Regions from separate parts of the Mus musculus genome. Here all the other regions are linked to region 6. A link is a loop called in an ENCODE intact Hi-C map of the cell type or tissue named here. Cell type or tissue: left cerebral cortex. All regions are shown on one strand. Region 1 has its middle 88 kb from the start of Gm30549. Region 2 has its middle 63 kb from the start of Gm30549. Region 3 overlaps Fars2 (phenylalanine-tRNA synthetase 2 (mitochondrial)). Region 4 has its middle 34 kb from the start of Gm46409. Region 5 has its middle 21 kb from the start of Gm46409. Region 6 has its middle 21 kb from the start of Gm40913. Region 7 overlaps Fars2 (phenylalanine-tRNA synthetase 2 (mitochondrial)).

Region 1 (4,000 bases), 150 kb after region 6:
GTTCCCAAGGCAGAGAGTGTCTATAACTAACTGCACTCAGTAGTTAGGACTCAAGGATTTGTTTCTAGGATATCATCCAATAAGAGAGTTGGGCACCCTGGGAGAATAGCTGATTCTAGGAGCGGTTCAAGAAACACAAGATAATAATTCTGAGACAAATGAAGAAAAACATATGTAAAGCCACATTATTGGTAGAAAGGGAACAAAATGGAGCCAGTTTAAAGAGCTCCTGATGGTGAAAACTGGAATAATGTGGGCAACAAAGCACAATGTATAGAATGTCATCCAAAGAACATCAGCACCTCGGGAATGAGTAAACAGAGAAAAGCACACATCAGCTAAGTCCAAAAGTTCTGAGCACAGCTCTTGAAGTGTTAGTCTCAAATGACTCTCCAAAGAGAAGTATAGGAAAAGGAAACAGTGGTACCCTAGTGAAGTGCTGCATCATGTGAGTGATAGATGCATGTCAACATCTTGGTTGAAAGGTCACACTGATACTACTCATGCTTACTGTTTGCCAGTGATTAAGATAGTGACCATCATCGCCAAAATCCACAGCATCCATTATTCCATGGGACAGATATCAGAGAGACTCAGGTGGAGGCAGGCGTGCTCTACCAAATACTTAGCCAGTGCTCCTCAGAGCTGTCTAGGTCGTCAAAGCCAGGCTACAAGAATTGCTTTCAGGGAAGAGGAGGTTAAAAAGACACTGTCACCAGACATCCTATGGTGTCCTGTGTGGAACACTAGAGTGGGAAAAGAACATTATGTAAACAACAACAACAAAAACTAGTTGATAACCACATATCATTATTGGTTCACCAAGTGTGACAAATGTGTCACACTATTATAACATAATGACGGGGAGAAACAAGTTGTTGAGCACCTAGGCATTCCGTTACCATCTTCCAAAACTTAAAATGAACGGTTTATTAAAGAAGTCCCTCTAGAGGCTTCTCCAAGGCTCTCAGTGTAGTCATCTCTCATGGGCAGCAGTGCTGGATGGAAAGCCACTTTCTACATTCCCAGGCTGTTTAAGTAGATGTGAATATGAGACAGAGACTGAATATCTCCCTGACTTGCTAGGACAAAGGATGTTCATCCTGAGACAAAGCCAGGTGACTGTAACCCTGTGTGTCCAGGTGTGCCTGACACTGCGTCCAGTAATGGCTTCTCTGGAGGAGAGCAGGCGGCTTACCGGAAGCCACAACTATCACCTTATCTAATGACTTAAGATAGAATTGATATCTTATGAATGTGTCAGGTGCACATGCACTCACATGCATGATCAGTTCTGAATTTGGAATAGTCCCACTGTCTAGCTGCTTGCTCTCTTAGAGACACATTTTAAAATAAAATAAAATAAAATAAAATAAAATAAAATAAAATAAAATAAAATCCTAGACATCCCCAGAATTCACAGGAGGACATACGTGCCTAGAGGGACTGAGGCATAGCCCTGTGGCATCAGAGATTTTCTTTCCAAGTGCCTTGTCACTGCTGGGGGTGGACAAACACCAATCTTTTACATATTTTTTTCTCTAAATGTATAAAGTGACTCTCTCTCACTGCCCACCTCACAGCCCCCACACTCCAGTTTCTGCTTTGTTCCTATTTTCAAGGCCTTCTGGCATTACCTCAGAATAAACTAAAAATCTCCTCAAATTGGATCCTTGACTAATTCCAGAGGGGAAGAGTTTCGTTGTAAATTCTGTTTGCTTATGGATTCCTCACACTGTTTGCAAATTCCACAGGGCTGGAAGGTCTCCAGACCTATTTAAATCCCTTTTCCAATTATCCAGCCCCATCAAAGATGTCACTGGCTTGAAACAAAAAATCCAGAAGGATTGTTTTCTACAGTGTGTAAAAGGCCAGAATTTTTAAGGCATATGTTGCCTGTTTGGCAATGTTACGTGGACACCAGTATACATAGCTTCTCAAAAGCAACGCTGTCCTGAGTCTTCTAACTCAGAGCTGGAGGGGCCCCAGACTGGCCCTGCAGGAGGCAGTCAGGTTTTTTCCCACCCAGCATGTGGAAGATTTTGAATAAATTGGGAAAGAACATTTTGGGGTTCTACCACCCACATTCAGTTTGAATGCTCCATGGGGCCACAGCTGAGCTGTAGCTACAAGAAGGTTGTCATTCCCACTTTCTGAAAGAGCTCTATACATAGTAAACCTACAGGTCTGCTTTTCCTAAGGCCGGGGTTTTTGTTGTGTTCTTGTTGTTTGTTCTGCTCTCTCTCTCTCTCTCTCTCTCTCTCTCTCTCTCTCTCTCTCTCTCTTCCTTTTGGAGGTGGCATATTGCTAAATACCAGGGCTGGGAGGTCCCAGGTTTCTAGTCCTTGGAGTCTGTGGAGTCTAGCTTTGGGAAGAAAATCCTGTGTTCTGACTCATTATGTGAAAGACCTTGGTTGACTCTTGGGGCTGTTTCACTTCAAACAGGATGGATGTCTAGAACATTTCTACCCAGGAAGTCCTACTTGCCTGTCTGGTGTAAATGACTATCTTATTAACAACTAAATAAAACCAGAGAGCATCATCTTTAGGATCCCAGTCTATGTATATGTGTGTGTGCATGCCTGGAGACTGCCATGTGCCTTGTACCCCAATCTGGAGGCATTTGTCAGCTGAAACACATTATCACTATCAGTTGACCAGAAGTGTGGAGTGTTGTTAGGGAGCAGGAGACACCAATGACAAATTCTAAGGTATTTTGGAGTGGTGACCTAGGGCCTCTTCCTGTGACTTTTTTTGGGGGGGCTGATATATAGGAAATCTCCCACAGTTCTACCCTGATTATGATCACGGTAATCCCATGAACTGGGGTCCCAGACTAAGAAGAGGAAGTAGTGGGACACATTTATCACATGCTTCCTGATTGCTGAGGTGATGTGCATCTCATGACTCCCCCAGGCCCCAGCCCCCAGCTTGTCAGGAGGACTATGTCCTCAAACTGTGAGCCCACACAAATGCTTCCTTCTTTTAAGTTGCCCTTGTCAGAGCAGCAGGTGATTCATCCAAGCGTTGGATGAAAAGCAACCAGAAGGTGAAGGTTTATGCGTCCCTTTTCTCTTTGCAGCTTAGCTACAGTTCTTTAAATTTCAGTCTCTTCCTAAGGATTTAATAGATTAGCACTCAGCCAACCGATTATCTACTCTAATCAGTCAATCCACTAACACTCCTTGAGGGTCGGTATATAAAATGCATCTCGATGCTTACTCTGAAGGATGCAAAAGGAATACATGGAGGTGAATTCTGGGCCAAAAATGTCTCTTTGAACAAGTGGAAGTAAGTTATGGAAAGTGCTGGGCATTTGTGTGACGTAAGCCCTCTGTGGATGGTGTCTACTGATGCTCCTTCGTTGCTGCTCCAGTTCGGTGACCCCTCTCCTCTTTGAGCAAGCTAAAGAGAGTTCTTCTAGGCTTCAAGTTCTTCTTGGAGAAGATGGAGATGATGTGGTAGCTTTTGTTCTCTAAATGTGTCATGAGTCTTACATAAGGTCACATTTGGAAAACTGCTTTGAACACTAGAAAACATGGGACAAAATTTAGGAATGAACAATTACTTGTTGGTGAGAGGGATAAGGGCTTAATTCCAAGTGAAGGGAAGAAATCATATATTCTTGTTGTAGCTCCTGCTCTTGGGACAGGCCAGGGACAAGATCTTGAGTGATATCTATTACACCATCCACTTCCAGGTCTCTAGGGCTAGGTGTTTGAGTGACTGATTATGCTGTTTAAACTGTAATTTGATATAATCACTTAAGAGGAGTGTCTTGTTTATTTTTCCATTTATTATTATTATTATTATTATTATTATTATTATTATTTTAGACAAGATCTTACTATGTAGCTCTGGTTGGCCTCAAATTCACAGAGAACTGTGTGCCTCTATCTCCTGGGTAATGTGATCATAGGCATTAGGCATGCACAGCTATGCCCAGCTGAGAAGAGGGTCTGAATGAGGGAATTATCTATACCAGATTGGCCTGTGAGCA
Region 2 (4,000 bases), 180 kb after region 6:
CGCTCTATTCTGGAAGGGTTTCCTCCCTTCAGCATAAGAATTGAGAACTTTTGAGTAAAGCCAGGGCTTATAATCCACCTACAGTTTAAGCTCATGATCTCTGTAACTGCTACAATGGAGATATGAGAAAATGGTGTCCAGAACACCTATTTGTATGATGTACTCACACTTCCCAGACCTGTGTGGTCTCAATTCCAAATGTGTAGTTTTTTATGAAAGATGAGTTGCTGCCAAGAATTACAAACTTGTCACTTGTTGTCTCTGATCATCCCCTGTTCATGAAGGTTGCTACTTTCAGATAGTCTTTTCATGGTCTATGAAACACACTCTACTACTCTGTATTAATGCCTACTAGCCAACGAGGGGCCACTTTCTGGGTAGCAAATGGTTCTCTGATGCAGGTGGCATTGCTTTGCCCCCACACTCTTGGGTTCTTCCCAGTGCCTCTATTCCTGGTATGTACCCATGGTTCTAGCACAATTGCTTCTGCTAGATCATTTGGCTCAAGTAGTGAGATGCTCACACTGCAAAGCTATTTCTTTCTCTGGGCTTACTCAAAACATGCAGCAGACTGAATCATTCAATAAATGGACCAGAATGGGTTTTCCAAAGCATGATGTAAAGTGTCTTCAGATTCCAAGGATGTATCTCAGACATTGCACCTCTTTCTTGGAGGTGGGATGTGCAAAGTGCAATAGCTTGCCTTTTACCTCAGAGGGGGTGTCCTGGCGTGCTCTAGACTTCACAGTTCTAGAAACTTACCATTTTGGTAGTTTTTTCTTCTTTTTTTAACTTTCTGGTATGTATGTGTCTCCCCAGCCCATTAAAAATACCTACCATTCCCTATTCTGTAGCTCTGATTAATGCAATATTATCAATATAGCAAACTGTCATGAGTTTATATAGGATGCTGAAATGATCAAAGTTTATTTTGACTATATTACGACAATGACAACAAGGAAAGGCTGAGACAGGAAATGTGCAAAGCTATGTGTATCTGGTTATTATGAACTGCCTTTGATCCTTTCCAGATAATCACAGAAAAAGAATGCATTTGCCAATCAGTATTCACATCCCAAGAGCAAGACACTATGGTGGCGTCATTCTAAATCCAGCAGAAGTATAATATCAACTGTAATTGGGTCTATCCCACGGTTCAGTTTGTGAACTCCTATCAGCAACCATGATCTGTCTTATTTTTACAAAAGCCATATGGTTGAATTAAATGGAGATATAATAAGATCCACCACCTCTGCATGTTTTAAGTCCTTGAGGGTGGCTCTAATTTCAGATATTCTCTTTTGGATGCAGTATCACTTCTGATCTATCTTTGTTAAGGGTGGGATAGCTTCAAGGACTTGCCCTTGGTCTTGTGTGCCATGTTATGGTTTTTATTCCCTCAGGAGACCAATATGAAGTTGTCTTCCAGATATTATATGCATCTGTCCCAGTTATGCACATCAAAATCAAGGAAGTGAGCATATAGTGGAACCACAGAGTTCAGTAAGAGATGTTTTAAGCTGGACTCTATTTATCAATAGGTAACACCTGTAAATGTCAGTTTTACAAAGACTGTGATGGCGTTTGGGGTTTTATGGCCTCCATGTCAGTTCAGAGCCATATGCAGTAACTGTTAAAAATAATCAGGAAATTCCTTCTCCTTAGATTATATTTACTCTGATGAACAGTCACGAGCCTCTAGGGGAAGAACTATGATGATAGCTACTGATTTTCTCATTGTTGCATTGAGGGGAACAACCTGAAATCAAGAGTCCTGGTTCAGTATTGACAATAGACATTCCCAGGCAAATGTTCTGGCTCCTGCTATTAAATATTTTCTGGAATGGTATGGATAATGCCTTGGTATGGATAATGCCTTTCTTCCTAGAGAAGGGCTTTGCTTCCCTCTTATGCTGTGAAGACAGTTAATCTTAGCTATTGGTCTGCAGACAATGAGAAGAGGCAGGAGCAGATCTTGATACTATCTCCAAAGGCGTAGACCTCAGATGGACCATTTGTATGGCCCCTTTATCATCAGAGGCTGCTCACCCCAGCAAGAGGAAAGCAGTCACTTGTGCATATTCAAGGAAAGTTGGGAGGAAAGAGTCTCGAAGTATATCTGCCCAATATTCCCATATTAGGACTTACCTCTTCTATTCCATGGCCCCAAATTTATTGTAGGTACCTTGTAAATCTATCATGGGGAATAAAATATTATGTCCCATTATTCAATACACTTTGTAGGCTTCACAGCAGATCTCAGGTTTGATAGCTAACATTTTATTTTTCAATGCTTCTCTGATCATTAATAATAGCCACGTGATTCTACCACTACTACCATCCATAATCATTGCCTGAAAGTTCCTTGTGCTGGAGCTATGTTAGAAGTGAATGTAGCCCTTTTTACCTAGACCTCTCCCACAGCTCACCTGAGGTCAGCATTCTAGTTAGAAATGTATTCATGTAGATATAGAAATGGTATCTTGCTGGGGTCTGATTAGTCAGTTCTAGAATTTCATCCTAAAGATCTTTTTCTTTGGTCTATGCTATCACCTGATTTTTAGATAACTATAACAATTAGCTTTTGCTGTGTTACCAACCATATCAGAACTTACTGGATTTTAACATCAACCTGTACTGAACTTTACTTGGGTGTTCCTTCTCACTACCCATGTTGGCTAGGACTTGTTCAGCAATCAGTCATTTGGATGTTAGTTCTGCTGATCTCAGCTAAGCTTTCCACCTCAATAGACTGAAATGACTTACTCCAGCCCACATGTTTGTTCATTATTTTGCTTACAGCATAGCCCTCATAGCAGAGGCTAAGACCCATGAGAGTGGGCAGAAGTATGGAGTTATCATTTAGGTCTTGGCTCAGAACTTGTAATACCTTTTTAAATTGCATTTCCAAAAGTAAAGCAACTCACAAGGTCATACTAAAATCAGTGAGTTGGAGAAATAGTCTCCCTTTTTGACCTGAGAAGTTACAAAGTCAAGTTGGCAAAGGCAATGAAGTAAGAGGATAATTGCATCCATTTTTGCCACCAACTAACGTGTTGTCCTCTACTACCTGCCAACATATCCAGACAAGGCACTGATTGCAAGAACTTATTTGAAAGATGGTTCTAAGGGGTTGAGCAAATTGCCAAAGAAGTGTGAGAGAGAAAGAGATGGAACATGCATCAAGGGTGTGTTCATGGAATGGTTTCCAAGGGGATTGCATGGGACATCTTGGAGTCTCTGAAGAACCTTCAGAGTTGCCTCAGCAGAAGGGAAGGAAAAACCAAGTCTGTGAGGCACTGTCTCCTGTCTCTCCTTGCTTGAGGACTGATCTCAGGTGGTGAAGAAGAAGGGAGGGTTTAACATATGGAGAAAGATTGTATACACATGTATATAAAGGGGGGGGGTTCTCAGTAGAGATGGAAAATGTGACCAACCTATGAAACAGAATTTCCCTCTGACCCTTAGATGGACAGGTTCATTTCTGTGAGTTCTAGAAGAAACCCCTTGGTATAAGCAAATAGAGTGAACAATTTCAAACAGCAATGACATTGCCTTGTAAATGAAATTGCCACAGGATTTGACCAGGAGATAATCAGTGGGCATCTTGGCAAGGGTTGTTTTATTTTTAGTAGTGAGAACCAAAGTTTATTTGAAATAGGGGGAAGAAATAACAGGAGAAGAGATGGAGTAAAAAGCATAAAAATATTCATATGGAGGATGCAATAAGAGTGGACTAGAATCTAGAAGTGAGGTGAAGAACAAGTGAGGGCTTATCATATTGAGATTGTATGCCAGTGTATACAAATGAGGATTGCTCAAGAGAGTTGGAAAATGTGACCAACATATGAATCAGAATGGGAGACCTTTGAGACTGTTGTCACTGTGGAGATGGACAGAGGTAGCAAGTCCTTCATGGTATTCAATATCCTCTCCTTCAGGAGGCATTCCCTGATATGTATGCAGTGCAAGATGGAGAGCCTCTGGGAAGCACTGGCCA
Region 3 (4,000 bases), 1.1 Mb after region 6:
TGAGGCCCCAAAACAACATTTAAAAATCCATATATAATGATGTACACTTATAATACCAGTGCTAGGAAAGGGGAGACAAGCAGATTCCTGGGACTCTCTAGCTAGGCAGCCTGATGAATTCCAGTGCAGTAATGGATGCTGACTTAAAATAGGGTGACCAGCTCCTGGAGAACACCAAATAGGCTGACCTAAGTCTCTGCAAGCATGTATACACACATGTAAGCACAGACATAATTTAACAACAACCAGTTAAGCTTTCCTTTTGAGTAGACTAACATTTGTGAACTTGCACCAATGTGGACAGTTTGGGGACCATTCAAGTAGTGCTTCCCACACAAACGGAACACAGTCGTACTCTACACTAGCACTACTCACAGGAAAATGTCCTATGTTGGAAACCATGTGAACTTCTTAAGCAATGTACAACATGAGAGGCCAGTGCCCTACAGCATCTTTGTGCAAGCAACCTAGAGCCTCCGGGATCGCACTGGAACATCCTGGAACCCTTTTATGGCCTCTGTGTTTGACTCCAGTGATCTCAGCCCTTTCATCCTAAACTAAGAAAGAAAAGTGACAGAAAGGAAAATAGAAGAAAATGAGAAAATAAACATTTGAGAGTTGAATAAATCACACACAGAGATCGAAAGGAATTAGAAACACTTCTGAAATATGTCAACTGTTCAGAAGATTCATTCAAACGGAATTGACAGGTCTGTGACATTCTGTACAGTGTATGAAACTCTGAAAGATGATGTGTCCAAGAAAATAGTCAGTCAAGCCCTAAAAAAGGTGTGTAGGTGGATACACACTCACAAGTCAGAGCCCTTCTTGGGCACTCTGCAAGCATATCTACACAACACACCTAATGCGCATCAACCCAAAGATGATAACAAAAAACAACGTACTTTTCTGCCAGAATCGTGGGGTAGGAGAAGATGGAAAAAGAAGACGGTCTTCTCAGGCTCTCAGAGAAAACAGGCTCTGGTGAGCTCTTCACAAATAGCCTACACAACGGCAGGCATTGTGTTAAACTAGCAATCAGGAGACTGGAACTGGTGGATTATAAGACTGAGGTAGCCTGGGCTACATAGGGAGAGTCTCTTTCAAACAAACAATGATTTTGGAATGAGAAGACACAATAGCCAGGGAAGAGCTTGACTAGAAACTGTGACAGAAGCAGAAGCACGACTATGGTTGGAAAACAAAATGTGAATCAAGAGCAACATCTCTAAACTGTACGAAAGTTCTGCATTGTAACACATGGAGTGCAAAAAAAATAAATTAGTTAATTAAAAAAAATAATTAAAAATATTTCAACTGCATTTAAAAATTACAAGCCTTTGGTAAAACTGGCAGTCACTATTATATCAGCAATTTGGCTACATGGAAGCTTCTAAGGCAATCCCTGTTTGAGGTAATAGAGCTAGAAGGATCAGAACTACAGGCAAAGCATGAAGTATTCTTGGTCTGCATAGTATCAAATGTGAGGGAAAGTGGCATGAGGAAGGAACAGAGCATCATGCATATTGTGACTGGGAACTCTGACTGTGACCTGAAGCCAAGCAAAGCAGGTAAGTGCAGAAGTTGAATGCATGAAAGAACAGAGAGCAGAACCATGAACTTGGGTTTTGTCAGTCAGTACTTAATAAGGGGACAGGGTGTGGGGAAGTGAAAGGAGAAGAGGCAAGAATGACTTCAAAAACTGTATAACAGTCTACAAATGCAATTCTAGTTAGCAGCATCTTTTGTCTATATCATGGCATATTTCTCCAGATCATCCTAAATTAATCTAAAGTCTAAGTTAATCACATGACTGCTTTAGAAAGTACCTAATAGAAAAGAGCCACAGAGTAAAAGATTCACAGGCAAATCAAGCAAGACAAATAGTTACTTTCTCAGTAATATGAGAGGACTTAGGCAATCTGAGAAAACCAGGAGAGACTGTATGACAGACAATAATAACTGAGGTATTTGGGAGTAAAATCCCAACAGGTCCATGAAACATAAAACAGTAGCTAAATATTTCTCTATGATAAGCAGATTCTTTTTTACCCTCCTTCTCACATTTTACAATAACCTAGGCCAAGGAATCAGTTGTCAGAGAACTGAGTTCTACACAGAGGAACTGTTCTGAACAACTGTCCACCAACAAGTGAAAAAGGGCTTAAAGAGAGCAGACAGTCCATTATGGCTTGCCCAAAATGAGTCTGATGCAGATTACAGGATGCAAACACCATCCACCTTAGAAATCTCCCAATACTCATCCAGAATATCGTTCATTTAACATGACTGGAGCTCCCAGGTTCTGTGTTCTGCTAAGAGAGAAATAAGTAGAGAGTGGACAACAACAGAACATACACATAATGCCAGCCACATAGATATTTTCATTCCAAATCCTGTAGCTTACACATTGTAGGCCAGCATGAGACCAGTGCCATCTAGAGGTAGAGGGTAGTGAGTAGCATCATCACTGGCCAGGATGAAAAATTTGTCATCAAAAATACATCCATAATGTATTTCTACTTTCAAAACATTAATATCTAGCAAATTGTATTTATAATACCTTTTAAATTAAAGCCAGATATAACTGACACCAAGGTCACATAAGCTTAGTATAATGCCAGTTGATTTTTTTATTTCTGCACTTTTTGCCCTCCGTTGGTAATTTCTGAAAGAAACAGTGCTTCAGAAGATAATCCCAAGGAAACAGAGAGATAGACAACCCATGCCACTGATTTAGCTCTGCATTTGGAAGTCGCCTGTTCCTTACACTGCCAGCAATCCAAGAAGCTAAAACAAGAAGGCTTGGGAATAATGAAACAAAAGTGAATGCAGGTAGTAATGCAGAAAAAGGAGTTCAGGATGGGCACAGTAGCACACTCCCGTCATCATAGCCAATGAATGCTTAAGCAGAAGATTCAACTGAGCCAAACAGGCAGACACTTGCTTGGGAACTACAGCAAGACAGTGTCTTAAATTTAAAATAAAGAAAAGAAAAAGAAAAAGAAAACAAAAATATCTTGTCTGTGAAGAGCAGGTATGCAGCCTGTGGCCACTCCTGAAAAGTAGCAAAGGAAGCCCTGTTGTTAATCTGTGTTCTTGGAGAATGTGAGCGCTCAACCTCTCTGTCTCTCTATGCTTCCCATATGCCATGAAGTGAGCATCCTGCTGCACTATAAGCTCCCACCATGATGTACCGTGTCATCATAGTCCAGATTCAACAGCCAAGGGACTACAGACTAAAATAAGCCTTTCTTCAAATACTAATATACTTTAGAAATTTGTTATGGTAATAAAAACCTGACTACTACCTTATTGAATTGTGACAAATATATCATGCTAATATACTGTTTTTAATAGAGGGAAAGCTGGTTTTGGGATTCTGAAGATCTCTCTAGCATTGGCAGAGTTTCTGCAAACCTAAATCTATTCTATAATAAAAGTGCTATTACAGTAATGAATATGGAGACAATATACTCCTTTACCTGAAGTCTACATGCCCAACAGTCACATCAAACTCTTTCTGTGAATGAAGATGCATAACCATGATTTTCAAATAGCTTTAGCACCAGCAAGACCTCCAGAGCAAGGACCATCACCACAATGCATTCAACACTGCAGACGCTTTACACCATCCTTGTTAGTTACTTGGTTAATTTAGAACTACACCATCAACAAACACATGCTGAGTCAAGAAGCACGTTTCAGAGTTGAAAGTTTTAACTGTTCTATCCAATTAACAAACTCTACACTTGAACACATTCCACTCCTTAGAATATTACCAACCCTCAATCTTCTCTTGAAAAAAAAAATTACTGGTCTTTCTCTCTTCCTTGAGAACAGAAGTCATCCAATAGACTCCCAGTGTCTAGTCCTACATCCCCTTCCACCACCAGTCCTGTCTCGGGTGCAGATGGGCTTCAGTCCTTCACTTGTCCTTGACTTTACAGAAGGCACCCTTCCTTTAAATCACAGCCTCCACTGGCAGGCTCGAGAGCGT
Region 4 (4,000 bases), 730 kb after region 6:
GGTGATGAAACTAGATTTCAAGAAGAGCCTAACCTCAGACAAACACAGTTTCTTTCATAAGCAGGTATATATATATCGAAGTTGTTCCTAAGTCTCTCCTCCCTCTGCTTGATAATATATATAGCATAAATGCCCACACTAGGACACTAGGTATCTGAAAGGACCGTTTTCATAAGCACCACAGTCACTACTCACAGATCTATTATATATATATATGCACACATACATATATATACATATATGTATATTTACACACACACATATATGCCCTCTTATAGAATATCAACAATTTCACCTACTTGGGGGATAATCCTCTAACCTGGAATGTTACTTATAGAACATTGATAAGGAGTTATTTCAGGAGTATGGAGAACTCCAGGGTAGCTATGCTCCTAGAAAAATCTCACCTTGACATGGTGGTGACTTTATAGCTGCATACATGGAATCACAGATGAAACCCTTTCAGCTAACTGTTCACAGGGTATACGTTCTAAGGTCCCCAAGACCACAAGGCTGCAAACATTTAAGGCAGAATTACATACAAATGACTAGGAGGTGCAGGAGGGAGAGACTGGAATCTCTAACCCTTTCTTCCACAGAGAATGCCAATAGTCAACAGGCTGGATCTTGAGGGTCTCCTGTAAGCAGTCAAAGCTGCTCTGATGAGGGGACAGCTGTTATGTTAGGAGTCAGAGCACTGCAAACATGATGCACCTGGATGCAAAGGCCATACGGTGACTTATTCTATATGCTAACTAACAAAATGAATGAGAAAGAAGACAGACTAAGACCTCAGTTTTCCCCGCCAGTCTATGTCTCACACACACACACACACACACACACACACACACACACACACACACAAGCACATGCACATGCTTGCATGGTCCCCCAGCATGGATAGATCTCAAACCTAAGCCCTTTGGCATAGCATGAAAACCTATGCAGTTGCCAAAGATGGATAAACGGCTCCTGTCATGCAGTCTAGACACAAACACCACGGCAATGACTGAGCTTGTGTCAGTATTGTATCTGGGTATCTAGGGCCATACAGAGTGCCACTGGCTAGTACAGCTTAGACAACAGAAATATTTTCCTCCTTTGCAGAGGACTAGAAGTCAAGAGGCCAGAGCAGAGCCAGTTGGTTTCTCAGAGACCTCTCCCATCAGCTAGCTGACTCTGCCCATGTAACACACCTAACCACCCCACCTCCATTCCATTCCATTCCATCCCACCCCACCCCACCCCACCCCCCACACACCCCAGTGCTGCTGTGTGTCTCTAGGTCTCCTGACAGATTTGTTGAAATAGTCACATTCTGGGATCCTGAGGGTCAGAGGGAATATGATTCAGCTATGGTGTTTCCCTCACGTTCAATTAAGATAATTCTGTAGTGTTTCTCCCTCCACAGGGTAAATGAGTGGGCCTAGTCCAGTCAGTTGGGACCATTAAAAAATGCAGGGAAACCCTGCCTGCCAACTCCTGAGTAGTTCCATTAACCCTTCGCTGAGTACACAGATTTCAGAAGTGCCAGCCCCACAATAACATAACTAGTTCCCTGTGGCAAACAGACACACACACACACACACACACACACACACACACACTCGTTTTCCCTGACTTTATTTTTGTTGTGATTTGGCGAGGGGGGGCGGGGGAGGCGGTAACAAGGTCTCATTTTGTTGGTCTTGAACCCACAGCAGTCCTCCTGACTCAGCCTCTGGAAGGCTGGGATTATAGCAGACATCTGCCAGAAAGCCCTTGGCTGCCAAGTTAGTCTTATCTAGTAACGAGGGAACTGGGAATGCAGCCCTCATTCCAGAAACAATATGCCCAGCACAATTCAGAGATGGTGGTTAAAGTAACGCTAAAAAGCGGACAGGAAACGCACCCAGCCACAACACAACGATGGGCGCAGGGACCAAGTCCTGCCGCTCTGCAGTCCTTGGAAGTCCTGGGCTCTGCAGGCCGCCTCCCCAATGCAGAGAAGCCCAGCGCCACGCGTCCCCGCAGCCTCCACTGGTGAGCGCGGACTCCGCTGCCATCCTGCGGCTGTCTAAGGCTCGCTGGGCCGCGCGCAAATACCCAGAGCTCCCGGCTGGAGGCCAGGGGCGCGCGCCGGGCATCTTGGGGCGCGCACACAGAGCTGCCCGCACGGACTCCGCACCGCGTGGAGGGGCGGGAAGCCGCATCTCCTCAGGGCAGGCCGGCCAATGGGCGGTCTCGCTGATGCTGTAATGCTCCAACTCTGCCTTTCATTGGCCAGCTCTTCTCTGGGCTCTAACTAGTTAGTTTTTGGTTTTGAAGGTATTTTTTTGTTTGTTTGGTTTGGTTTGTTTGTTTTCTCTCCAGAAATTCAAATAAGAGGAGACAAAATCCAAAGCAAAACCGGGAGTCCCTGAGCCCTGATCTTGGGGACATAAGGAGACACCTCTACAGAGCCTTCTTGGCCTGACAAGGCCCAGGTATCTGCCAGGCTTTAAGGTCAGCAGACATAGAGTGGTTGTTGTTCATGTTTCTTACTGCCTGATGGGTCAGAGCCAAGGGTACTGGGACAGACTGGCAAGAGGGACGCACAGATTTGCAGGGAGCTGTGAGTGCCAAACTTGGCTGATCTCTGAACCGTTTATTGCCAGAGTGTATCATAGACCCAGTGTCCCATGGATCACACTCTAGAGAATGCTCTCGGAAGGACTGGGCTCTGCAGTCCTCAGTTCTCAGTTCAGCCGTGTAGGCCTTCAGACCAGGTTTCCCAGGCACCCCTATGTCAGAGCATAACCTGACTGTGACATAACCAAGCTGCCGTTTGTTTACCCACTCCCCAAACCCTACTTAACTGCAGGTTGGCCTTTAAACCATTACCGGTGCCTCCCATCCTCCTCTTTGCACCAGGTTTCTGGCTCAGGTGGTCAGATTCCAGCCAGCCAAGCTTTCAGAACCAGAGATGACAGGTCCTGGACACAATTCTGCCCAAAGTGACCCCTGGGAGGACCAAGAGACAGAGAAATAAGCGAGTGTGCTTGGTAGAGGACTCAAGTGATGCCAACTATGGTGACATCTCTTAAAAAGGGAATGACAGTCTGTTGAGAGGATCAAAGTAAAAGAGGAGACTTGACAGCAGTGAGGACGAGGCTGGAAGTACAAAGGCCAAGGCAGTGTGGGCTTGTTAAAGTAGCCATTGCCCAGGGAGGGGTCTGGGGATGCCTCTCATCCCAGGGCATTGCTCTGGGCTCTGAAAGTCAAACTCAGTCTCTTGGGAAGGAAATGAGTGTCCTCAGCCTTGGTCAGCATACATCCTGGCTACAGCCAGTTCTTGCTCCGTGCCCCCCTATGCCCACACTCACACCCCAGATGCAGCTTCCACCACCTCCCCACCCCCACCCCAGATGTGGCTTCCACACTCTGCTTGCAACCATTCAGGGAGCATTGTTTAGGCCAGTACCATATAACCAGAAGTCAGCAAGACCTTTAGAACCAAGCAGGAAGATGCAGCTTGCACGGGAGTGGGGCAGGGGTGTCCTTGAGGCTGGGCCACACAGGGCTAGAATGGCGAGAAGAGTCTAGAGGACAAGATGAAGCAGAGACAAGATGAAAGAGAAGGAGCATTCCTTGATGCGGTCCCAGTACCTTTGGGTATTAGGAGCCCTTCATTCTGGTCCCAGCTCCCCTATTTTTACTGGGGTGACCTTGGGCCAGTCATCTCAGCTGTGGCCTAGTTTCTTTACTTATAAAACAGTAGGGGAGGGGCTAAAATGGTTAAAGGCCCCTCCTCTTCAGCCTCAGTAGCATCCTCTTTTGGGGGAGGTCCTCTTAGCTACTACAGCTGGCACCACTGTTGAGAGGCTGGGCAGATGGCTGCAGATGACACAGTCATGCTCAGGGGTGGGGTGGGAGTGCTGACACCCAGGGATGACTCAAAGATGGTGCAGCACGAAGCCCTCTCCCTCTTCATCTTTGCATATACTGCTCGCTGAGACCCCAGGACCCAGTGACTAATGTG
Region 5 (4,000 bases), 720 kb after region 6:
GACATGGTCATCGAGATCACGACCTCACCACATCTGTGGTTACCTGCGCAAGATCTGTATAAGATCAAGCCAACAAGATCACCCAGTATTCCAGACTGTACTAATGGGTGACCACCAGCACACCCAAAAGAATAGGGCATTAAGGTGGAAAGTGACATGTCAAGGAGGTGTCTTGGAGAAGCGGGAGAGGCGTGTTGGGGATAGATGTGATCAAAATGCAAACAATACTTCCGGAAAGCTTCCTGCGCCTCTCTTCTGTTCCCTTGTTTTATGTCTGTGGTAAGATCAATTACTGTGAAATTGATCTTTATTACACATGTAAAGTGTGATATATACAGCATGACTTATTCCAGGCTCAATGCTGTGGGATAGATGTTTATTACCAGTCTTCCCAGCATAACTGCAAGCTCACATTAACTGCACAACAGCTTCCTGCTACCTTCCCCCAGCCCCTAGAAACCACCATTCCACTGTCTCTTCTGTGGCTGTTCTCAGAACCCCGTGAACCTGGGATCTTGCAGTGCTCACCATACTTGTTCTTCTTTGTCCAGCTTTTCTCACTCAGCCTACTCTGCTCGGGTTCATCCATCTTGTCTCAATGTGCTATTTCTTCCTTTTTTATTTTTTATTCATTTTAATCATTACTTATTTATGTGCATGTATGTGTGCCTGCTCGTCCCAATGTTCACTTCTGTGAAGTCCCCCTGGAACTGGAGTTACAGGTGGTTGTGAGCCTCGCCAACCCAATATTGATGCTGGGTACCAAATGTAGATTCTCTGCAAGAGCAAGTAGGTGCTCTTAACCACTGGGGCATCTTTCCAGCCCCTGGTTTCCTCCTTTTCAAAGGTTGAATGAAATGGAATCATTTTACAAATGAGCTATCTGTGAAAAGCATAACACATTTTCTTAACCCATTCTTCTGCTGTTTCTTTCTGAATCTGAGCTGTTGTCAAGAGTGTTACTATGAGGTTGGAGACAGCACAGAGGCTTCGACACAGTGATGTCAGTTCCTTAGGGTGTATACTCCAGAGTAGATTGCTGGACCATGCTGTGCTTCTCTCTTTACTTTTGTAAGGGCCTTGATGCTGTTTCCATGGTAGCCTCACCACTATGCCCATCCCACCAGGAGGGGAGTGGGGTTCTGACTGGAGTATTCTCCCAAGCATTGTCCTTCTTCCTAACACAGTACAGACTGTCTCCGTCAGTACCAACAGTCTTCAGTAAGTTTAGTGTCTGGGAGATGTTTATCTTCTCAAAGCTCAAGAGCCCAATTCTAGGGTAGCCTAAGGCAAGCTTTTTCCTGTTCTTCCCTGCCTCATATACATTCCTATAATCCAACTATTAGATTAAACAGAGTGAATTCACTCAAAACAAGAATTCAAAGCAAATCTAATTTTCTTCACATGTCATTTCAAACAAAAATATACAGCAGAGTCAGAACAGGAAAAAAAATTAGAAAGTAGGCAAATTAATTATGTGGCCAGCTGCAGGGGCTCATCCAAAGGTTCAGCAAAGGTGTCTCATGTGTTCAAAGGAAGTCAAGTGAAGAAGAACAAGCCACGACCCCCTGCTGCCATGGCATCTGACCCAGTTAGGTAAACAGCAGCAGCTATTGTAACAGAACATAATATATATGCTAAAGGACCAAAAGGAATATTTCCAGAAACAGATGGAAAAAAATGTAGGTTGAGTAGCAGAAGTGTTGGGTGATTCACACATAACTGGTTGAACAAACATACCCAGCAGGGCCTATTAATGAACAAATGTCAACCGATAGTGAGGTCTCTATCAGCTCTGTCTCCTGGCAGGATGCTCCAGCATTGTGATAAACGATCTGGGAAGGAAGAGGGATGGTGTAATTGATCAATCTGTGATAATATGAAACCAGGGACAATTATAAGTCACCAGACAACAGAATCAGAATCCTAGACACCCGTAGTGTGGTCCCAACTGCCTACAATAGTCCACTGCGTGGTATGTCCAGACAATGGGACAAGATGTGCCTGGCATCATCAGAGCTGTGTGCGTCACACCTGTGGTGACTCTACTAGGACAGTGCTTCCAAGTGGGAATTGTAAAGTAGGGCATGTTCTGGGATAAGGGACCAGTGAGTCAACCTAACTGATGAAGCATCAAGCAGCTTCGTCTGGGGCAAGCTATCTAGGCACTCTGGGCAGAAACACCCATGAACTAAGACTTCGATATCTGTTGTCCATAGCTGTACGTGCACATGGGCTCATAGGCCAGTGTCTTCCTCTATTGCTCTTCACCTTATTTTTTGAGACAAGGGTCTCTCACCACATCTGGAGCTTGACAATTGGTTGGACCATAACAAACCCCCAATATCCCCTTATCTCAGCTTCCCTGATGCTGGGATCTACCTATACTACACCATACCACCTAGCTTCTTGTGTGGGTGCTAGAGATCTGAACTCAGACTCACATACTTGTGTGCCAAGCACTTTTCTGACAGGCCTCCCACCAGCCCCTTGGCTGGATTTGAAATTTCCTTGGAAACACACATCCGGTAGTACCTATGAGAACATTTCCAGAAAGATTTAGCTGAAGAGGAAAGGTCAACCCTGAATGTGCCCAACACCATCTATATCCCATCTGCAGGCACACAGAGAGAGACTGGGCCCATCATGGGATTTTGAAACCTCAAAGCCCACTCCCAATGACACACTTCTTCCAACTAGGCCACACCCACTAATCTTTCTAATCCCATCAAACAGTTCCAGTCCCATAGTGACTAAGCATTCAAATATATGAGACTATGGGTGCCATTTTTATTCAACATCCACAGGTGGGCTACTAGCTTAGGATAGCTCCCCCAGCTGCTTCTTTCTGATGACATCACTGAGATATACCCTATACCACATGATTTACCCTCTGAAGTGTCCAGTCAAATGGGTTTCCTGATATTTATAGAAATGTGCAAACATGTTCACGGTCAATATAGGACAGTTTCTTACCACTTCAAAAAACAGCCCTTCAGTTCTTACTCTATCAATTCTCCCCTAGCCCCTAGCAACTCCTAACGACTTTCTATCCCTTTAAATGTACCTATTCCGGATATTTCGTGGGATACAATCATACAATACTTGGTCCTTGGGGACAAGCTTATTTCACTGAGTGAAATGTCCTCAAGCTTTATCCCTGTTGTTTCTTCATTTTATGGTTAAATAATATAACATTGCGTGGACAGATCACTCTCGGCTGATGGACATTTGGGTTTCTTTGACCTTCAGCTATCATACATAATGCCATGGTCCTAGTAACAGGGAAACCTCTACGAATTCTTCCCGCATCTTGCTGCCAAGTAAATCCCGATTACGCAGAGTAATCCAGATAACTGATGTCTTGGTCTTGACATTGAAGGCGTTTCTTTCCAGACTCTCTGCTGTTCTCCCAACCTGACCACAGAGAAGCAAGGAGGTCACAGGCAGGCCAGGGCTTAGAAGCAGACCACACTTCCCAGCTGCTGCTGGGTTCAGCCAGACAAAAAGCCAGCAACCCCTTATGAGAGGGAGGGAGAGTGAGGGGAGGGAACGATGAGACCTCTTGGACTTTAGTTTACTACCAACAGGGACACAGGAGTAGGGACAACAAGCTCCCCAAGGCTTCCCTCTGCTTCCAAAAGATACAACCTAGGCTCTGAGGGTCAGAGCTACGCTCGACAATGCCTCACCCATCATTTTAGGCTGGGGGAGGGCCACACCAGCTTTGTGGTCTATTGTGTTTGCACTGTGGTCACACATACCTGTTTGGTGTGTTTCTCCCTCAGCAGCTACCACTTTGGTGGCTTTAGACTACTCAGTCAACCCAGACCTTTTTCACCTGGACCACAACAGTGTTTAGCAGAAAATACCCTTGAGACTTTGAACCATGCCAGCACAAGGAAAGCACCTTAGCCACTGCAGCAGTTATCCCTCCAAAGCAAGCCCTTTGCCTTGCTGAGATCCTCTGCCACCCTCTGTAAGACTTATTTACACTCCT
Region 6 (4,000 bases):
CCTCTGAGAGAACAGCAAGTTCTCTTAACCACTGAGCCATCTCTCCAGCCTTAACAGGATTTTAAACTTTGGAAACATACACCATTAGGTTTCTGGCAGGGCATTTCCAGGCAAGTGTCAGGAATTGCTGCTCAGTGATATCATGGACCCTTGGAGCTCCTGAACAGCAGCGGAGAGGCACAGGGAATGGCCTCCCACAAGCATTGACTCCTGAAGGCAGCTACAGAGGTGTGTGTGTTTGATTACAATTTCTAGAAATACCTTTTTCCCAATTTGTTTTCTCTTCTTGTAACAACTCAGTGACCCATGCTAAGTCTCCTTCACTTCGAAATAACGTCCGTTTTCTTGGTTGCTAACTCAGTAGACATGTTTCCCCATTTGATGAAGGAGACTTCCCCTGTATGGAATAGTGAACTCCAGCTGCTGTAAATGAGACTATCCAAGGAACTTTGCTCAACGCATGAGCCCTGTCTTTGGTTTAAGCTCTGCTGTTGTCCCTTTGGAATTATTAAAGACTTATTGTTGAGAGAGTTTTGCTCTGGAGCCCAGGCTGGCCTTAAATGAGCTAACCCTCTTTTTTGGTTTGCTGAGAGTAGGATTTATGCACAGGCATGCCAAGCCTTCTGGAAGACTTTTTAAGACAAAGGATCCCATTTGATCGATATCAGTTTGCCTCGATCCCCTCAAGTTGTGGAGCTCATCTTGTTTTTCTCTTTTCTTGGATAAAAATTGGTCAATCTTTTTTTTTTTTTTTTGCCTTTTATTGGAATTTCTGGGAAGCTTATGTGAAATGTTACATTTTTCAATCTTTCATTGTTACTAGCATTTAAAACTTTTAAAAATCCCCTTTCTGTCTTCTTACTATTCCCTTTCTTGTGTATACAATATGTATTCACATATATAGTCATATATATATTTATTCTTGTACACACACACATATATAAAATGCATTCAGTATTTTTATCCATTCTTCTGAGAATGCTAGTAGCCATTCTTTCTGTACATTTTCTTAGGGGCTTCTTCTTCCCCACCCCTGTTTACTTGCAGGCAGTAGTTTGTGTTGCAGGTAAAAGCAGATACACAGGGTTTGCAAAAGATGAAAGGTTTTTTTTGTTTTGTTTTGTTTTGTGTTTTTGTTTTCTTGTTTTTCCTCCTCCGAAGTAAGAGAGAATAAAAGGCCAGGCAGTGACACAACTACTTTAAGGTAGAAGAGGCAACATTGAGGAGCAAGAGTGTCTGGAAAGTGGGAGGATCTGCTTCTGAACTAGCCAAGTATTGTACAGACACAAAGCTAAAGAGGAGAAGAAACTGAGAAGATCTGCAGTGCAGGAATCAACGCCGGCTCACCATCAAGCGGCACTGCGGTCTCACCTGAACCTTCAATGTGCAGCCAGCCCACTCAGCGACCTCAGGCCACCCTTTCTTCTTAGCCTTGGGTGGGACGAGGGGCAAGGCAGAATGGTGCTTGCTGTCAGTTGTTGGCTAGAGCTAAGGTGAGGGGCAAAGTGTTGAGGGATGCTGAGGACAGAAGTACAGAGGAGCAAGGGAGCTGGCTTTTCTATCCAGATCTGGTAAAGCAAAGAACAGAGGAGTGACTAAGGGAGCCAGGGAGATGCCTCTGAAGATGGGACCCTATGCTTATAGGCAGTGTGAAGCCTGTTCCTTAGTCTTGAAGGAATGGAAACTCAGAAGAATGCAAGCGGGCTCTGAACACACAGATGATTCTGCAGTTGAATTCCGGAGGGAGAAACACCTCGGGGAGGGGCTGTCAAGTGAACAACTTAGACGGACCCAGGAAAGATCACATAAGGAGTCCTGCTTCAAGACTGTCAAAGCCATTGGGTCTTTTAGGTTTAAATTCAATTCTGCAATGGGGTGAAATGTAAGGTATTAGTTTTAGGAAGGACCCTTGCTTACTTGGTGATTCACCTGTGAATAACAGCAAAACCCCAAATCCGAGAAACAATGCATCAGGCAATACTAGATCCGCAGCCAGCCAGCATCCCGCCCCTCAAGAAAAAAATTGCAGACCATGACATCATTCCTCTGGTCTCCCCACACCTGCTCGAGTCCCTCGATGATACCACCAGATGGCGATGTTGGCCTAAGTTGTAGTACATTCTCTAGTCCTGGGAAAGCCTGACCTGAATATAAAACTTCCCTAATCACCACATTTGATTCCCCAGCAGAACAGCACAAAAAAACCTACTGCGGATTCCAAAGAGGCCAACATGGCATCTCACTACATTGCGTGGTCCGCAGACCAGACATCGGTGCATATTAAAGTGTGATTGCAAGAAAACAACTTTAAAATTCAGAGTCCAGGAGTGGCCCCCCGCTCCCCCGCCTCCCGCGCCTAGTCTCGCTTTGCGCTCCCTACCCCCACCCACGGTCCAGCAATCTCGGACGTGAGGCTTTTCTGCAGCCGCAGCGGCATGGCTGGCAGTGTGGCGCGGAGGTGGCAAGCTCTAGGGACCCACGCAGCGTCTGTCTGTGCAGTGCCCAGATGGCAGGGGCTGGAGAGGCCTCCAGAAACCTGCAACTCAGTAGCATTTCCCCAACTGGATCTCTGTCATCCTCCCAGGCCACCCCAGCTCAAGAGAACCTACCCCATCCAGAACTTCAGGAGGCAGCTTGGGGCCAGCAAAGGTGGGAGGTGGTGGCATGAAAGTAAGGTCTAGTTAGGATGACCAGTCTCCAGGGTTAGAAGTTTTATAGCTTACAGGGCTTCCACGATCCCAGGTGCCCACCCAATTGGTATTGCTTCCACTAGTAGGTCGCGCCTTGTGTAGGACAGTGTATGATGGGCAAGATGGACCGCAGGCGCCTGCTAGAGAGTGACACTCTGGCTCCCAGTAGCTTGCACCAAAAGGTCCGATGACTGTCTCTGGTCCCCAGCAGTCAAACCTCGGTGGTACTTCTAGGCCTCATAGGCGCGTGCTCATGGCGCACGCACAAAGCCCAGCGGTGCAGTGCTCCCCGGCAGGCCTGGGCTGGCCCCCTCGAAGCGACCAGACGGTGTCTCACAGCGGGCTTGTCCCCGCCGAGGTCATCTGCTAGGCGCAGCTGGGCCGCGGAAAGTAAGAAGCTGATGAATTTTTCATCGCGATTCCCTTGGCTGTCGATCTGAAGGCAGTTTCTGGGGCAGCAGCCTTTAAGGACCTGTCTGTGCCAAGGGCAGCCCCTCCCCCACCGCTCTAATTACTGATAGACAGGAGAAGCTGGTCCCAGGTCCCCTCCTGCTCCTCCAGGGCGTGTCCTGGTCCCTCTGGCTTTGTTTGATTTCTGAGCATTGGGCGAGTGGGAAAGGAGGGATGAGGAAGAGCGCCTGTCTAGTTTAATAGCATGTGTAGACAACCTGCCTGGAAAAAGGAACACAGAGGTGCTCAGCTCTGACCTCCAGGAGTTTGCAGGGATCTGCGGGGATAAACTCACAAAATGGAGATGAAAGAGTCTAATGTGGGCCAAGGGCCGGGCTAGTGGGGCTGTGAGTGAGACCGGGGCTCAGGGAGAGACATGGGGAAGGGATAAGTTGAAAGGAAAGGACTCCAACACCCGGGCACAGGAAGGGGCAGAATGAGGGCGGGTCTAACTTTGCGCTCTCGAGGGGACCAGAGGCACACAGGTGCAAGGTGTGGACCTGGATCTACCCAACACATAGGTAGGCCTATCACAGGTCAGAAACCGGCCTTTTCTTGAAAATATGATACAGATATATCAGGAGAAGTCACTATTAGATAAGAACACTGAGGGGCTTTTTGTTCCTGAGTGGGGGAGGGGATGGGGAGGGTGGGAAAGGGTGGGGGAGCGTGGGGGAGGGCTGTGCCAGGTTTTTTTTTTTTTTTTTTGTCACACGGATTGTTTTTGCATAAATGTAAGTTAAAAATACACACTTACATACCATGCACACTGTTGTGTATGGAGATGGTCTCTAGAAATAGTTTTGTTTGTTTGTTTGTTTGTTTAAAAAGGTAATGCAGGTATTTCTAAATTTTGGTGA
Region 7 (4,000 bases), 810 kb after region 6:
ATGCAGTGTAGAAAACCCACTGGGAGAGTCACATGGGGTACGATGACATGCACATAAGACAACAGTTACAGAGATAGAAAGTAGTAGTGGGTACAGACTCGGTACAATGAGAGAAGGAGGGTGGGAGTAACCATCTGATGGAACGCCTTGGTGCCCAACATGTATGCTGTGGAGAATCAGGGCCAGGAGCCATTGGTTGTTAAATACTTTGAACTTAACTTCTCATCTTATACGCTTTCGTTTTGCATCTAGGACATGAAAACAACAATGTACCAATTGTTCATGGAAGTTTTCTTTTGGGATCCCTGAAGCTTTGACTTTTTTCTTCTAAATGTAGGGTCTGTGATAAGTATTTTGGATCTAACTGTTGGAAAGGAATCTGACTAGCTTCGTGACTTGTAACCAGCTCTTCTTGCTGTTACCATATGGTGTTTCCTTTAATAAAAACATTTTGCAGAAATAATGATAAAAAAATTACTTTAAACTTGTATAAAAGTTTGAGGTTTCTGCTGATAAAAGCACCCCTTTAATCATGTAGATAGCTGTGTATCTGGAAAACTGGAAAACAACCTCTGCTCTCTTGGCTACTTTGACACAATCAGCATTCACTCGTGTGTCTGCCATTCATCTTTGGTAGTGTTTTGACTCTCGTTCACTGACCTCACTATAGACTGCAATATGTAAGCTCAGAGCTCCTGCACTGCTCAGGATCCCACTTTGATGGCTTTCAGTAGCATGAAACCCCAGTTCTACAACAGCCTTGGCACGCCGAGCCATTTCTCATCAGTTCAAACAATACAGAATCAAAACTGACCCAGCTTAAACCCAGATAAACAAAACAAACAAACAAACAAACAAACAACACAAAACAAACAGCCTGGAGGTGTACAGACCAAAGATGTTCATGTTGTGATGGGGGATCTAGGTGCTTTCCTCTTTCCCTTCAGTAGTTCTGATCATGCACGTATGGTCCCCATTGTGTGACAGAAGGCCACAGAGCCACAAATCAGCACTGCACAGATAAGAGATGGGGCTGCACGGAAAAGGTCACAGGGGCCAGACAGGTCAAAAGCCTCTAGGGCTGGGGCTCCCAACCTTACTAATGCTGTGACTTCTGATATGGGTAATGGTGGGGGAACCGCATGTTTCTCCAACCATAAAATTACTGTTGTTGCCATGTCATATCTGTAATTTTGCTACTGTAAAGAATAATAAGATAAATTTCTGACATGAAGGATGATCTTAGGTGATCCCTGTGAAAGGATTATTTGACCCCAAATGGGCCACGACCTACAAGTTGAGAGCCACTGCCCTAGGAATCTTACAGAAAGTTCTGCTCATTCTCCTTAGCCAAAACTGAGTCTCCAGACTACATCTAGGATGAAGGAAAGGAAGAGATGGATGAAGTTAAGTCAGTCAACTGATAATATCCTGATTTAACCTACTCCAAAAGGGAAACAGGTGGGCTCCCTTGCATCCCTGTGTAATGTGACGTTTGAAGATACTTTCTCATTTGTTCCCTATTGCCCTTTAGGAATGCTTGGCATGATGTTCTGAGTTTATATGAGGTCTTGGCTGCGTTGGTTTGCCTCTGTGGGAAGCAATCATGTGGACTCCCTTTATGCCCCCTCAACTATGTTGCTGATGCCTGGATAGGATGATGTTTCATTTCATTCCTTTCCTGGCAGATGAGTGTGTGGCGACAGAGTATGTTTAAGTCACTGTCTTCACCTATCGTCCTCGAAGTCAGTACCGAGGACAGGCAGGCAGGTGGAGACTCCCTTGTGAATGGGGTGGAGGGACAGCTAAGAGACGTGGGCTGTGGGGTACAGTTTCTCAAGCAGCTAACACACACTAGCTTGCTAGTATTCAGCTTCTTAGATAACTCGTCCTTCTGGATTAAAAAAAGAAGTGTTCTAGCACCTAGGATGGTTTTACATTTAAAAGAGCGCTGAATTCTGCTGGTCTATTTAAAGATCTGTAGCCACTTCTATGGTAAACAGTGAGGGGACAGGCAACAGAAAAAGATCCCTCAAGGTTAAAAGGAACACTTGTATCTCCAGCTTTTATTTTAAAGTTAATATTATTAGTTGAGATTGTCACTCATGACTCTACACACGAAACAGTGCAGATGACCCCGGAGAAGGACTGAACCCTCTCACAGGCATTAGAGCCTGCTGGGTGATTCTTTCCAGAGGCAACAGGTTGAGAAGAGGAGGAAGAGAAGCAGTGGGAGGAGGGTGAGGGCTAGGACAGCTTTGCTGAGATGAGAATGCCTCCCTCCCGGGAGTTCCTGAAGATCTCCACCTCTTGGGATTCCTGCTTTGTGCCATCTCTCCCACATTGCACTAGGGCTGCTGTGTGGACAGCACAACAGGGCAGAAAAGACCCTCAAGCTGGGTGGCTTCTGCATTGTGCTCTCTCTTTGGTGGCTCCTTTAGGAAGCCAGTGGCTACCTGCTCTGTGAGAGCTCATGGTGACGAGCTAAGCTTTTCCTGCACTGTGAGTGTGAGAAATTGGAACTGGCTTCTCTGGCCCCAGGTGAGCTGTCAGGTACCTTTCTGCCCATGCTGACAGATTAACTGGCTTTCTAAGACCAGAGGCAGAACTAGCTCACCCAGATGAAATATATACCAGTTCTTGGCTATGAAGGCTTGAAGGATCAGGGTGTGCTGGGCATTTCCCAACAACACCTTCCCATAGTGACAGGTAACTAGCCACATTCCCTTTTCCCAGTGGTTCAAGATGGCTTTCAAGTCTTCCTGAGAATAGTTTCCTACCAAAAGATTCTCAACAGCTATCAGGACATCGACAGTGCAGGTACAAATGGTACTACTGTATAGCCTGGGGTAGAGGATGCTGCTTCTGTATTTGAAACTTACCACTACTACTGATTATAGTTACTGATAGTGAAAAGATTTGGAGTTATACAACAGCATTTCCAGATTTTACACTGTTAAACTAGGTTGAACACACTTAATCCAAAAACCAAATTCTAAAATGCTATAAAATCTGAAACATTTGATAGTGACATAATGCCATAAATCTGATGATTCAATGTAAAGACTTTGTTTCATACACATAATGACTAAGAACACAGGAATCAGGAAAGATGGACCAGTTGGTAAAGCAGATGCCAGGAGAGCTTGCAGGCCTGAATCTGGATTTCTAGCACCTGCCTAGAAAACAAGTGTGGGAGCGATACTTGCTTGTAATTTCAGTCCTGGGGAAGCTAAGGCACGAGGAGTTTGGAGACTCCTTAGCCAACCAGTTTAATCAAATTGATGAGTCCCAAATTCAGTTAAGAGACCCTGCCTCAAAAAGTAACGTGGAGAGTTACTGATGAAGATATCCACCATTGAACTCTGGCTTCCATACACACGCACATACACACCTCTACACAACAGACACAAATGCACACACAATACTGTATGCTGAATGTGGTAGTACATCTTGGTAAAACCAGTACTAGGATGTCTGAGGAAGAATGATCTGGAGTTAAAGCCAGTGGGAGGCAAAGATGTTCTTTCTCAAAAATACAAACAAAATACATAAAATATTCTTCAGGCTATATGGGTAAGATGTAGAACTACTATGACTTCAGTCATACCCATCCTCCAAATATCCATTAGCAAATGGTCCTAACTTTAAAAATATCCTAGATATGAAATATTTCCCATATCAAGCACTTGAAATAAGGGCCTTTCAACCTGTAGTATCAATGAATAACTGCTCCTGGGAGAACAGGGCTAGGAGTGTACATGTGCTACCAGTCACAGCCTGATGGTCCTGCCTGTGCCACGGAATTGATGGAGCCATATGCATTTACTACTGAACTTCTCATGTATCCCTTGGTATAATCTACTCAAAGAATTTGGTGATCACCCCATATCAGGTGGAGGATCATGGGAGAAACACCTAGAAATGGCAGTTGATAAATCCAAATGGTTTGAAATATCACAGTTTCATAACTAACTAGCTCTATGACCTTGTGTACATC

Evidence for each region. Peaks named below come from ENCODE experiments on the same cell type or tissue, not always from the same donor. Only the 100,000 strongest peaks of a DNase experiment are listed, where the experiment ranks them.
Region 1: a loop joins it to region 6, with 13 times the contacts of the local background. A loop is called at or near these places in 3 of 42 quality-filtered maps.
Region 2: a loop joins it to region 6, with 7 times the contacts of the local background. A loop is called at or near these places in 4 of 42 quality-filtered maps.
Region 3: a loop joins it to region 6, with 11 times the contacts of the local background. A loop is called at or near these places in 5 of 42 quality-filtered maps.
Region 4: it touches region 6 in a loop (4-fold over the local background); 5 of 42 quality-filtered maps call a loop at or near these places.
Region 5: a loop joins it to region 6, with 2.5 times the contacts of the local background. A loop is called at or near these places in 2 of 42 quality-filtered maps.
Region 7: a loop joins it to region 6, with 8 times the contacts of the local background. A loop is called at or near these places in 2 of 42 quality-filtered maps.

What each region holds. Positions count from the first base shown.
Region 1 is chr13:37,156,933-37,160,932 of GRCm38, reverse strand. No RefSeq gene overlaps it. Among named protein-coding and RNA genes, the nearest start is that of Gm30549, 88 kb to the right of the region's middle. In left cerebral cortex, no CTCF peak of the experiment used is centred here; DNase peaks (open chromatin) are centred at 1,611, 1,979 and 2,430; H3K27ac peaks cover 2,588 bases.
Region 2 is chr13:37,131,915-37,135,914 of GRCm38, reverse strand. No RefSeq gene overlaps it. Among named protein-coding and RNA genes, the nearest start is that of Gm30549, 63 kb to the right of the region's middle. In left cerebral cortex, no CTCF peak of the experiment used is centred here; DNase peaks (open chromatin) are centred at 572, 1,163 and 1,645; H3K27ac peaks cover 2,024 bases.
Region 3 is chr13:36,220,516-36,224,515 of GRCm38, reverse strand. The region is part of intron 2 of Fars2 (phenylalanine-tRNA synthetase 2 (mitochondrial)); the gene reads right to left. It overlaps Gm40912 (a long non-coding RNA gene), which reads right to left. Exons shown (of 2, transcript XR_873236.2): 2 at 1-4,000. Among named protein-coding and RNA genes, the nearest start is that of Gm40912, 15 kb to the right of the region's middle. In left cerebral cortex, a CTCF peak has its summit at 2,441 (motif pointing left); a DNase peak (open chromatin) is centred at 2,417.
Region 4 is chr13:36,576,859-36,580,858 of GRCm38, reverse strand. No RefSeq gene overlaps it. Among named protein-coding and RNA genes, the nearest start is that of Gm46409, 34 kb to the left of the region's middle. In left cerebral cortex, a CTCF peak has its summit at 2,056; DNase peaks (open chromatin) are centred at 1,474, 2,134 and 3,888; H3K4me3 peaks cover 710 bases; H3K27ac peaks cover 2,587 bases.
Region 5 is chr13:36,590,065-36,594,064 of GRCm38, reverse strand. No RefSeq gene overlaps it. Among named protein-coding and RNA genes, the nearest start is that of Gm46409, 21 kb to the left of the region's middle. In left cerebral cortex, no CTCF peak of the experiment used is centred here; a DNase peak (open chromatin) is centred at 1,987.
Region 6 is chr13:37,310,836-37,314,835 of GRCm38, reverse strand. No RefSeq gene overlaps it. Among named protein-coding and RNA genes, the nearest start is that of Gm40913, 21 kb to the left of the region's middle. RefSeq lists an enhancer at 1,026-3,870. In left cerebral cortex, a CTCF peak has its summit at 2,080 (motif pointing right); DNase peaks (open chromatin) are centred at 1,329, 2,130, 2,417 and 3,092; H3K4me3 peaks cover 495 bases; H3K27ac peaks cover 1,899 bases.
Region 7 is chr13:36,501,994-36,505,993 of GRCm38, reverse strand. All of the region lies in intron 6 of Fars2 (phenylalanine-tRNA synthetase 2 (mitochondrial)), which reads right to left. Among named protein-coding and RNA genes, the nearest start is that of Gm46409, 110 kb to the left of the region's middle. In left cerebral cortex, a CTCF peak has its summit at 1,763; DNase peaks (open chromatin) are centred at 636, 1,908, 2,178, 3,181 and 1 more place; H3K27ac peaks cover 2,745 bases.